2 separate regions of the Homo sapiens genome follow, and region 2 is linked to region 1. The links are chromatin contacts, found by Hi-C or POLR2A ChIA-PET in ENCODE. All regions are on one chromosome and are shown on one strand. Each heading gives the region's core, a stretch centred on a gene start or an enhancer-like site at or near the end of the contact. The rest is flanking DNA. Distances are from core to core; before and after follow the strand shown.

What was found. A loop is a pair of places that touch in the nucleus more often than their neighbours do. ChIA-PET counts read pairs that join two places held with the same protein, here RNA polymerase II (POLR2A). Pooled maps may share reads with other maps.
Region 2: a loop to region 1 is called in a map of PC-3, with 9 times the contacts of the local background. The contact joins the enhancer-like site here to the promoter of ZNF592 in region 1. A Hi-C loop is called at or near these places in 21 of 168 maps with a recorded cell type or tissue (CD8-positive, alpha-beta T cell, Caco-2, Calu3 and 18 more), 2 of 37 single-sample maps with no recorded cell type and 34 of 50 pooled maps. POLR2A ChIA-PET finds 5 or more read pairs at or near these places in 2 of 52 experiments (HEK293 and activated CD8-positive, alpha-beta memory T cell).

The regions. Positions count from the first base shown.
Region 1 is chr15:84,747,143-84,752,077 of GRCh38, forward strand. It overlaps ZNF592 (zinc finger protein 592), which reads left to right and starts at 1,450. Exons shown (of 11, transcript NM_014630.3): 1 at 1,450-1,522. RefSeq lists enhancers at 602-901, 974-1,813, 2,342-2,421 and silencers at 972-1,391, 1,452-1,941.
Region 2 is chr15:84,927,234-84,932,254 of GRCh38, forward strand. The region is part of intron 12 of SLC28A1 (solute carrier family 28 member 1); the gene reads left to right. Among named protein-coding and RNA genes, the nearest start is that of SLC28A1, 45 kb to the left of the region's middle. RefSeq lists an enhancer at 834-893. Within about 2 kb of position 2,843, at least 6 of the 41 ENCODE cell types and tissues checked have a DNase peak (open chromatin) inside an H3K27ac peak, as active enhancers do; they include PC-3, where a contact is called at or near this core.

The DNA of each region.
Region 1 (4,935 bases), core at 200-2,699:
GTTGCAGTGAGCCGAGACCACGCAATTGCACTACAGCCTGGGCTGCGAGACCGAAACTCCGTCTCCAAAGACAAAAAAAAAAAACAAAAAACAATCAACTTTTCCCTTTACTCTTTTGCAGAGAGGGAGGGTCTCGCTATGTTGCCCAGGCTGAACTCAAACTTCTCGGCTTAAGGGATGCTTTTGCCTCAGCTTCCACAGTAGGACCCAACTTTCTCCTTTACTCTTGGTACTTCTTGAGCTCCAGGCCTACTTTTCTCTCTCTCACTGCCAAACATTTGAAATCATCACCCTTTATTAACTCCATTGCTTCATTGGCTAACATACTCTTTAGACAAGCTCTTCAACTCAGTTCTGTGCCTGGTGCACAGCAGGCTCCGGCTGCATGTTAGTTCCAGCCATCTTGCACATTTGCATCTCCTTCCTGGAGAAGGAATTTCTCCATGGTTAGCAGTGTGTGCTCACTCCTAGTCACCAGGGCCTCATCTCCGTGTTCCCACACCCTGACCTTGCTGCCGCCCTAATGCTGCGGACCCAGTTTCCAGGTACGCCGGGTTCTTGGAAGGTCCTGCCGGTCACCCTCCCAGCCTTCTGCCAGACTCACTGAGTTCTCACCCTGCACAGTCATCGTTTCCCCAGTAACCCTGAGAGATCTCCCAGTCTACCTCTTCGAGGCACCCGTTGCCAGTCCTCCATCTCTGTTTGCCGCGCGTCCCTCGGTTACCCCAGAGGCAACACGTCAGGCTGCCCCGCACCTCCAAGCCTGCGCGAATGTCCTTGTAGCCAGCTATGACCAAACATTTAGGGCGCACCTGAGCGCCAGGCCCACGCCACCCCTGCTTGCTTTCACTTAACAGCCTCGACTAGGCCCCCTATGCGCCAGGTCTCAGTGAAGAGGACGCAGTCCCGGGTCCTGGGCGCTCTTTGCCGGGCGAGACAGCTGCGTAGGCAGATCCTGTTCCTCTAGTGGGCGGCCTCGGCCCCTGCCCCTGCCCCGAGGCGCGTCAGAGGACAAGAGGCCCAGGTCGCTGGCAGCGGCTGCCTGCCCGACCGCACAGGGTGCCTAGCACGGGTGGCGGGGACTGGAGCCGGGCGGGGGCCGGCCGGGGTCGGGGGTCCAGCCCTGAGCGGCGCCGTCCCCGCCCCGCCCCGTCCCGTCGCGTCCCGCCCCGCCCTACCCGCCGCCGCCGTCGTCGCCGTCGCCGGGCCTGCGCCGCGCAGCCCGCCTCGGGCGGGAGGCGGGAGGCGGGAGGCCGGGCCCAGGCCGGGGCAGCCCCTCCACCGCACCGTCCTGGGCCGGTGCCCAGGTCCGAGTCGCCTTCCGCCTGCCCCCCCCCCCCCCCAATCCCCCGCCGCGGCAGCCCCAGCCAGGTCCCGCCGCCAGGCCGGCTCCCGCCCCCGCTCCGCCCCCGGAGCCGCAGCCCCGCCCGCCATCGCCGTCGCCATGTTGTGGCTCCCGCAGCCGGCGCTGGGGACGCGCGCGGCCGAGACTCTGGCCTGCAGTCGCCGCCGCCGCCGCCAGGTAAGCGCCCCCCGCGGGCCGGGCCGAGCGGGGCCTGCGGGCCGGGGCAGCCCCAGCCTGGGCCCGGGAGGATCGCAGCCGGGACCGAGTCCGAGCCCGAGCCGGGGCCCGGCCCTGCAGCCTGGCGGACCCTGGCCGCCGCCAGAGGCGGCAGCCACTTCCCCCGACCGCCGCCTGGCGGGCCCGGGCCGCCACCCCACCCCGCCCCCGGCCGTCGGGCGCCGGCCCCTTCCGCCGCTGCGACCGCCGCTGCGACCGCCGCTCCTTGGCAGGCCGGGCACGCTGCTGTCCTCCGCGCTGGGCGGGACGTGCGGCCGCCCTCGGCGATAGCCGGCGGCCCCCAGCCCGGGCACGGATAACGGTGCCACTTTCTCCCTCTGGGACGGCCTGTCAGCCCGACCGTCCCCGCCGCCCGAAGAGCTGTCGCCGTCACAGGGCAGACACTTCGGGGAACGACCCTCTTTGGCGCTCCTCAGTACTCCCCTCCCCTGAGCCCAAGTTCTGACCCTGAGGAAGGTTTCTCCCGGAGCAGACAGGTATTCCTAGAGCTCCAGAGTTGGGGTCCTCAGGGGTGACCAGGCCTGTTGATCAGGGTGAAAATTGTCTCTCTGCAAGGGCTCTTCCTGCCAACGAGGGGGTTGGCGGGAGGCTCAGTGTGACCTGAGGGAGGACAGGAGAGCGTCTGCTGGACAGATGGCCTCCTGGCCTTGGATCAGCGTTTGTGAGGGGGAGGGGTCCGTATGACCTTAGGTATGCCTGCTCCTGAGTACTGCAGGATTATTGAAGCTGTTTAGGGATTTTAAACCATTTTTTGAGTAGGCCAAAGGTGGCATTAAAGGTCCTGGATTGGAATAAGTCCACAGGCCCACCCAGGGAAGCATGTTTGGCATCCAGGACTAGTCTAGAATAGGACTGGCAGTAGAAGAATGGGACTTGGGGAGTAAGACGGTATTTGGCTTATGGTTTGCCCACTTGAGTTCAGGCCTGTGCTCATGGAGGGCCTGTAGGGTGCTTCTGTCGCGGGTGCAGTGTGGTGCACAGTGTGGCAGAGTGCGGAGGATGTGGACAGACAGATTCCTGGCCTGGTGGATGCTTGGTGGTATTTTAGTAGTCTGTTTCCTCAACCTCACTGTTACGTTACACAGTGAAAGGGGCAGAAGTGTGGTGCTAGTGCGTCCATTTTGATCATTTTCCAATTTTTCAACTAGTTGTGGCTTTGATTCATTAAATAAATTTTTACTGAGCACTTACTCTGTGCCAGGCACTGAGCTAGGTGTTGGGAGTACATTGGTAAGCCAGAAAGATACCATGTTTTAGTTCTTAGCCATTGGGAAAGTCTAATAATTAATAGTCGTGGCCGGGCGCGGTGGCTCGCGCCTGTAATCCCAGCACTTTGGGAGGCCGAGGCGGGTGGATCGCCTGAGATCAGGAGTTCGAGACCAGCCTGACCAACATGGTGAAACCCCGTCTCCACTAAAAAAATACAAAATTAGCCGGGTGTGGTGGTGCATGCCTGTAATCCCAGCTACTTGGGAGGCTGAGGCACGATAATTGCTTGAACCCGGGAGGCGGAGGTTGCAGTGACCTGAGATCGTGCCGTTGCACTCTAGCTTGGGCTACAGAGTGAGACTCCATCTCAAAATAAATAAATAGTCGTGGAAATTTATTCAACAACAAATATTTGTCAACAAATACGTGTTAGGCATTGTTCTAGATGCAGTGAACAAAGAAAGCAAAAATGATTGCCCTTGTGGTGCTTTCCTGGGAGTGGGGGAGAAGACAATAAATAAAATATATAACAAAAATATAGTCTGTTAAAAAGTGTGAAATGCTAAGGAGAAGAAGGAAGCAGGGAAGGAGAATCTGAGGTATCAGGGGTGGTAGTTGAATTTATATTATACGGTGGCCTGGGAAGGCTTCCTAAGAAGGTGTCTTTCGAGTAAAACTTGGAAGTGGTAAACTAATAATTCAAACTATAGTGAATATAAGAAGAGAAAGCTGAAGAGAGGGGTAAGAGACCGATTTGAGTTGGGGGCTCAGGGAAGCCTTCCCTGGGGAAGTGATGTTTAGGCCAAGATCTGAAGGAGGGTTAAGAGTTAACCATGTGTGGAGCTGACTGTAGCAAGGAGGAAGTGAAAGAGGCCTGTGGGGCTGGAGGGGGAAAGGGAGAGGGGAGATTAGTCTGGAGACTAGGGCCAAATTAGAGCAATGGGGCCTTGGGGGCAGAATGCCTCCCTCCTTAGTTTGGTTTGTATCTCCAGTGTAATTAGGAACCTTTGAAGGGTTTAAGGGAATGACATGATATTTACATTTTAAAAGGTGTCTAGCCCCTGTGCAGGGAATGGACTTTTGAGATAAGCAGGTAAGGCAAGGCTTTCTGGGTTGAGTGGCTTAACTACCTGATCTGTTTGGAAAAGCCTCAAGCAGTCTGGGGGAGATCCTTTGCCTCTGTGAGTCTGCTTCATCCAGCTTTTAGGAAGGGAAGGCAAAAATGAATTAACATTTATGGAGTACCTGCCAGGTGGGAGAACCAATTTTAAAGACTTCTGCATACATTATTGTATTTAACTTAGTCCTCTCTACACCCTAAGAAAAAGAGGTTATCATACCCATTTTACAAAGAAATAAATGCAGAGGGGATAGATGACTTATTCAAAGCCACATTTGTAACATAGCCTGGATTCAAAGCACGTCTGCCTGAATTCAGAGCCCACTGGCTCTGGAGCCAGACCACTGAAGTTTGCATTTTGCTCCTGTCACTTGCTAACCAATGATCTTGAGTTATTTAGCCTCTCTTGTGCCTCAGTTTGCTCACATTTTAAGTGCAGATAAAACTCCCTCATACAGTTGTTGTACAGATTAAGTCATGTAAACAGTTGAGCACTGGGTTCAAATATTAGTTGCTTTTATTATTTTAAAAATTTTTATTACTTTTTTTTTTTTTTTAAACTGGAGACAAGCTGGATGCGGTGGCTCATGTCTGTAATCCCAGCACTGTGGGACACTGAGGCGGGTGGATCACCTAAGGTCAGGAGTTCGAGGCCATCCTGGCCAACATGGCGAAACCCTGTCTCTACTAAAAATATAAAAATTAGCTGGGCATGGTGGCACGCGCCTGTAGTCCCAGCTTCTCAGGAGGCTGAGGCAGGAGAATTGCTTTAACCTGGGAGGTGAAGGTTGCAGTGAGCTAAGATTGAGCCACTGCACTCTAGCCTGGGTGACAGAGCGAGACTCCATCTCAAAAAACAAACAAACGAAAACAACAACAACAAAAAAAACTAGAGACAGTGTCTCACTATGCTGCCCAGGCTGGCCTTGAACTCCTGGCCTCAAGTGATCCTCCCACCTCCACCTCCCAAAGTGCTGGGATTGCAGACATGAGCCACCAGTCAGGCCTTTGGTTTTATTATTTA
Region 2 (5,021 bases), core at 1,593-4,092, 180 kb after region 1:
CTCTGAAGGTTCACTGAAAAATCAGCTCACAAAAGGGAGATTAACAGGAGAAAGGCACACAAATTTATTTAATGCATACACACGGGGGCCTTCAGAAGGAAGACCCAAAGATACAGGGAAAATTGTCCATTTTTACGCTCAGGTTCAACAAAGTATGGATAGCCACATAGAAATAGAATTGGACAAACAGAGTGTGATCTAATACTAATCGACTGAGTGGAGGAAAAACAGCAAAGCCTGTCTGTGTAGACTCTTCTTGGGCTCTCTGAGCATTTTTTCCTTCTGGGTATGGGGCAAGATCCTCTCTGGAAGGGGGGGTCTTATGACCTACACTCAAACAAAGTAGGTCAGATAATTTCTTTATTGCCACTTTTTACCCAGAAAGGCAGAGGGAAGTTAAAGCAATGTTTTTAGGCTTTATGGCTGGCTTTGGGGAAAAGGGCTTCTGGTCTCCGTGCCCTGCCTTGGAGAAGGGGAATTCTAGTTTTTATGGCTAGCCTTGAAGGAGAATTGGACTGATAAATGGGAGGGCAGGACAGAAAAACTTCTTCTGAGGCTACTTCTGAGCCCTTTATTCTAGGTTTTGTTTTAAGAGTCCCAGCAGAAGGAATTTGATATTTCAAAAATGGAAACCCAAAACTTTGTTCCTGAAACTTTTTTTCATGGCAGGATATTGGGGGAGGGGGATGCCATAATATTTTCAGAACTTAGGGCTTTAAATGTCTTAACCTTGTTCTGGTCCCCTTAGACAACGAAAAGAATAACGCTGGTGTTCCTCCTAGTCATTACTTAGAACTTAAACACTGGAAGAATGCTCGCCCATTTCCACAATCTGGCTTAAAACTCAGCCCTCTTTTCTTCCCTTTCTCAGGCAAAAGTCCAGGCCCAGCCCTGGGCAGTCTGGCTTCCCCATTGACAGGGCCTGGGTACCCACTTCCCTTTAGCTGCACAGAATGGGCAGAGGCAGCCAGGATCATCCCTAGGTGCCCTTGAGCCTCCATTTTACAGTCTCTGGTTTGAAAGCCCCAGACTACAACTATAGCTGGCCCAGAGGAAAAGCACCTAACAAACAAACCTTCCTTCCCTTCAATCTCTGGGTCTGCCCCAGTCTTTTCTCCAGAGCAGCTCTCTTTTGCCCCCACCTGGCTCATGACAGTCACTGCACCAGCCCTGTACTGCACGCCCTCTAACTTCCTTCCCCAGTCAGTTCCTCAGTATCTTTGGCTCTGCCCTCAGCCTCTGAATCCCAGAAAGGTCTCTCTTGCCCTTTCCTTCAAGCTCCCAGGTTCGTTCGTTCTTTCTTTCTTTCTTTCTTTCTTTCTTTCTTTCTTTCTTTCTTTCTTTCTTTCTTTCTTTCTTTCTTTCTTTCTTTTCTTTCTTTCTTTTCTTTCTTTCTTTCTTTTTTTTTGAGACAGAGTCTCCCTCTGTCGCCCAGGCTGGAGTGCAGTGGCTCAATCTCGGCTCACTACAACCTCCACCTCCCAGGTTCAAGCAATTCTCCTGCCTCAGCCTCCCAAGTAGCTGGGATTACAGGCATGCGCCACCAACCCAGCTAATTTGTGTATTTTTAGTAGAGACAGGGTTTCACCATGTTGGCCAGGCTGGCCTTGAACTCCTCACCTCAGGTGATCCACCCGCCTCGGCCTCCCAAACTGCTGGGATTACAGGCATGAGCCACTGCGCCCAGCCTCCAAGCTCCCAGATTCTTAAAACCACTTTGTTGCTCAATCTCTGGCTCCCTTCTCCGCACATCCCTCCTATTGCTAATATCTGGATATTTCTAGATCTCCACGGTCCAGTACAGTAGCCACCAAACACACATAGCTATTGAGCACTTGAAATGAGGCTAGTCGTATTGAAAAACTTTTAAGATGTTTTATTAATTTTAAATTTTTATTTTGTCATCCATATTGATAGTTTTATATTGATTACATGGGTGGAAAGAAAATATTTTGGATATATTGAGTTAAATAAGACATTATTAAAATTAATTTAACCTATTTCTTTTTCCTTTTTAAAATGTGGCTATGGCCGGGCGCGGTGGCTCACACCTGTAATTCCAGCACTTTGGGAGGCCGAGGCGGGTGGATCACCTGAGGTCAGGAGTTCAAGACCAGCCTGGGCAACATGGAGAAACCCTGTCTCTACAAAAATACAAAAATTAGCCAGGTATGATGTCAGGTGCCTGTAACCCCAGCTACTCAGGAGTCTGAGGTGGGAGAATTGCTTGAACCCGGGAGGCAGAGGTTGCAGTGAGCCGAGATCGCCCCATTGCACTCCAGCCTGAGCAACACAGCAAGACTCTGTTTCAAAAAAAAAAAAAAAAATGTGGCTTCTAGGCTGGGTGCAGTGGCTCATGCCTGTCATTTCAGTACTTTGGGAGGCCAAGGCAGGAGGATGGCTGAGACCAGGAGCTTGAGACCAGCATGGGCAACATAGGGAGACCCCTATCTCCACAAAAAATTTAAAAAATAAAAAATTACTTGGGCATGGTGGCACACATCTATAGTCCCAGGTACTGGGGAGGCTGAAGTGGGAGGATCACTTGAGCCCAGGAGGTCAAGGCTATAGTGAGCCATGATCATGCCATTACACTCCAGCCTGGGTGACAGAGCGAGACCCTTTGGGTCAGAGAGAGAAGGGTTATGGGCAGGCGTGGGCCCTGGGATGCTAGGATGGAAGGCTCTCCTGACCAGGTGCCTGGGAGGCAGGGCTGGGGAATGTCACAGCCCTGCAGAGTAGCTGGCAGTGGGGAGGTGGGTGTGGGCTGGCCCAGTGCCCAGGGAGCCCTGCCTGTGCAGGACTCAGCCCTTTCCATGATGAGCTGGAAACTAGCAACTGCAGCATTTGAGGCTGTGACCACAACTGGGTCACCCAGGGGACAGTGTGCAGGAATGTGACAACTGCAGGGTGTGTTCTCTGCCGTGACTCAGGTTTACAAACCAGATGTAATCTACAAGTCAGAGGAAGGGTCAGGGTCCTGCCTGGTGGAGGGAAAATCCCAAGATTCCAGGTGTGGCACCATCCCAGCTGGGGCTGAGCAACTGAGGAGGAAGCAGGGGAAGTCCCAAAGCCCAGCCCAGAAAGTCCAGAGAGGACACCTGCCCCAAGTGGGTTTCATCCAGCAAGGGGCAGGGGCCCAGGCTTGCACACCCAGTGTCCACACAGGGCCCTGGGGAGGTATCAGGCTGCTGCCAATTCTTGTTCACATTTTAAGAAGTTTTGTCGATCTTTAAAAAGAAACAACTGGGGTTTAGAAAAAGAAGAAGGACACAATACCTGGGATTCAGAGCCTGAGAGGGTCTCCAGCCTGGCTTCTCAGCAGCAGGCCTGGCACTTCCCTGAGATGGTAATGAGGGGTGCCCACGATCTGCCCTCTGCTTTTTTTTTTTTTTTTTTTTTGAGATGGAGTCTCACTCTGTCGCCCGGGCTGGAGTGCTCAGCTCACTGCAACCTCTGCCTCCTGGGTTCTACCCATTCTCGTGCCTCAGCCTCCCAAATAGCTAGGATTACAGGCACCCACCACCACACCAGGCTAATTTTTGTTTTTTTTTGAGATGGAGTCTCGCACTATTGCCTGGGCTGGAGTGCAATAGTGCGATCTCGGCTCATTGCAACCTCCGCCTCCTGGGTTTAAGTGATTCTCCTGCCTCAGCCTCCCGAGTAGCTGGGATTACAGGCACACACCACCACACCCGGATAATTTTTCTCTATTTTTATTAGAGATGGGGGTTTCACTAAGTTGGCCAGACTGGTCTCGAACTCCTGACCTTGTGATCCTCCCACCTCGGCCTCCCAAAGTGCTAGGATAACAGGTGTGAGCCCCACGCCCGGCCTAATTTTTGTATTCTTAGTAGAGATGGGGTTTCACCATGTTGGCTAGGCTGGTCTCAAACTCCTGACCTCAAGTGATCTGCCCGCCTTGGCCTCCCAAAATGCTGGGATTACAGGCGTGAGCCACTGTGCCTGGCCTGCCCTCTGCTTTTATCAGCCTGAGTGTCTGTCTTCAACTTACCTCCCTCCTCCTTTTTATTTTTATTTAACACTTTAGAATGCAGTTGGCTTATTACAAACTTTAAGAAGAAACATCTATTTTGCTTTTTGTTTATTAAAAAAAATATTGTTGTGGACATTTTGAGAGATACCAAAACACCTGTAATCCCAGCACTTTGGGAGGCCAAGGCAGGCAGATCACAAGGTCAGGAGATTGAGACCATCCTGGCTAACACAGTGAAACCCCGTCTTTACTGAAAATACAAAAAAAAAAAATTAGCTGGGCGTGGTGGTGGGCGCCTGTAGTCCCAGCTACTTGGGAGGCTGAGGCAGGAGAATGGTGTGAACCTGGGAGGTAGAGTTTGCAGTGAGCCAAGATGGCGCCACTACACTCCAGACTGGGCGACAGAGTGAGACTCCATCTCAAAAAAAAAAAAAAAAAAAAAAAAAATGAAAGAAAAGAAAGATACCAAAATGCAGAAAGAAAAGAAAATCGGCCGGGGATGGTGGCTCATGCCTGTAATCCCAGCACTTTGGGAGGCCCAGGTGGGCAGATCACGAGGTCAGGAGTTCGAGACTAGCCTGGCCAACACGGTGAAACGCCATCTCTACTAAAAATACAAAAATTAGCCGGGCGTGGTGGTGCACACCTGTAACCCCAGCTACTCTGGAGGCTGAGGGAGGAGAATTGCTTAAACCCAGGAGGCGGAGGTTACAGTGAGCCAAGATTGTACCGCTGCACTCCAGCCTGGGCAACAGAGCAAGACTCTGTCTTGGAAAAAAAAATAAAGCAAGAAAGAAAATCACCCCTGGCCCCAGCAGCCAGGGACAGTCAATTCATTGCCATTTTGGTGTATTTCTTTCTAATCTTTTCATGCGCCATTTTGGAGTTTGTTTCCCCACTGCCCCTAGTTTTGGTTCTTCTCTACCTGCAATGTTGTGGGCCCTTTCCCACTTCACTGTGAGGCCTTGATGACCATCATTTTCAATGACAGCCTGACGACGCTTAGCCGGTCTCCCATTGTTAG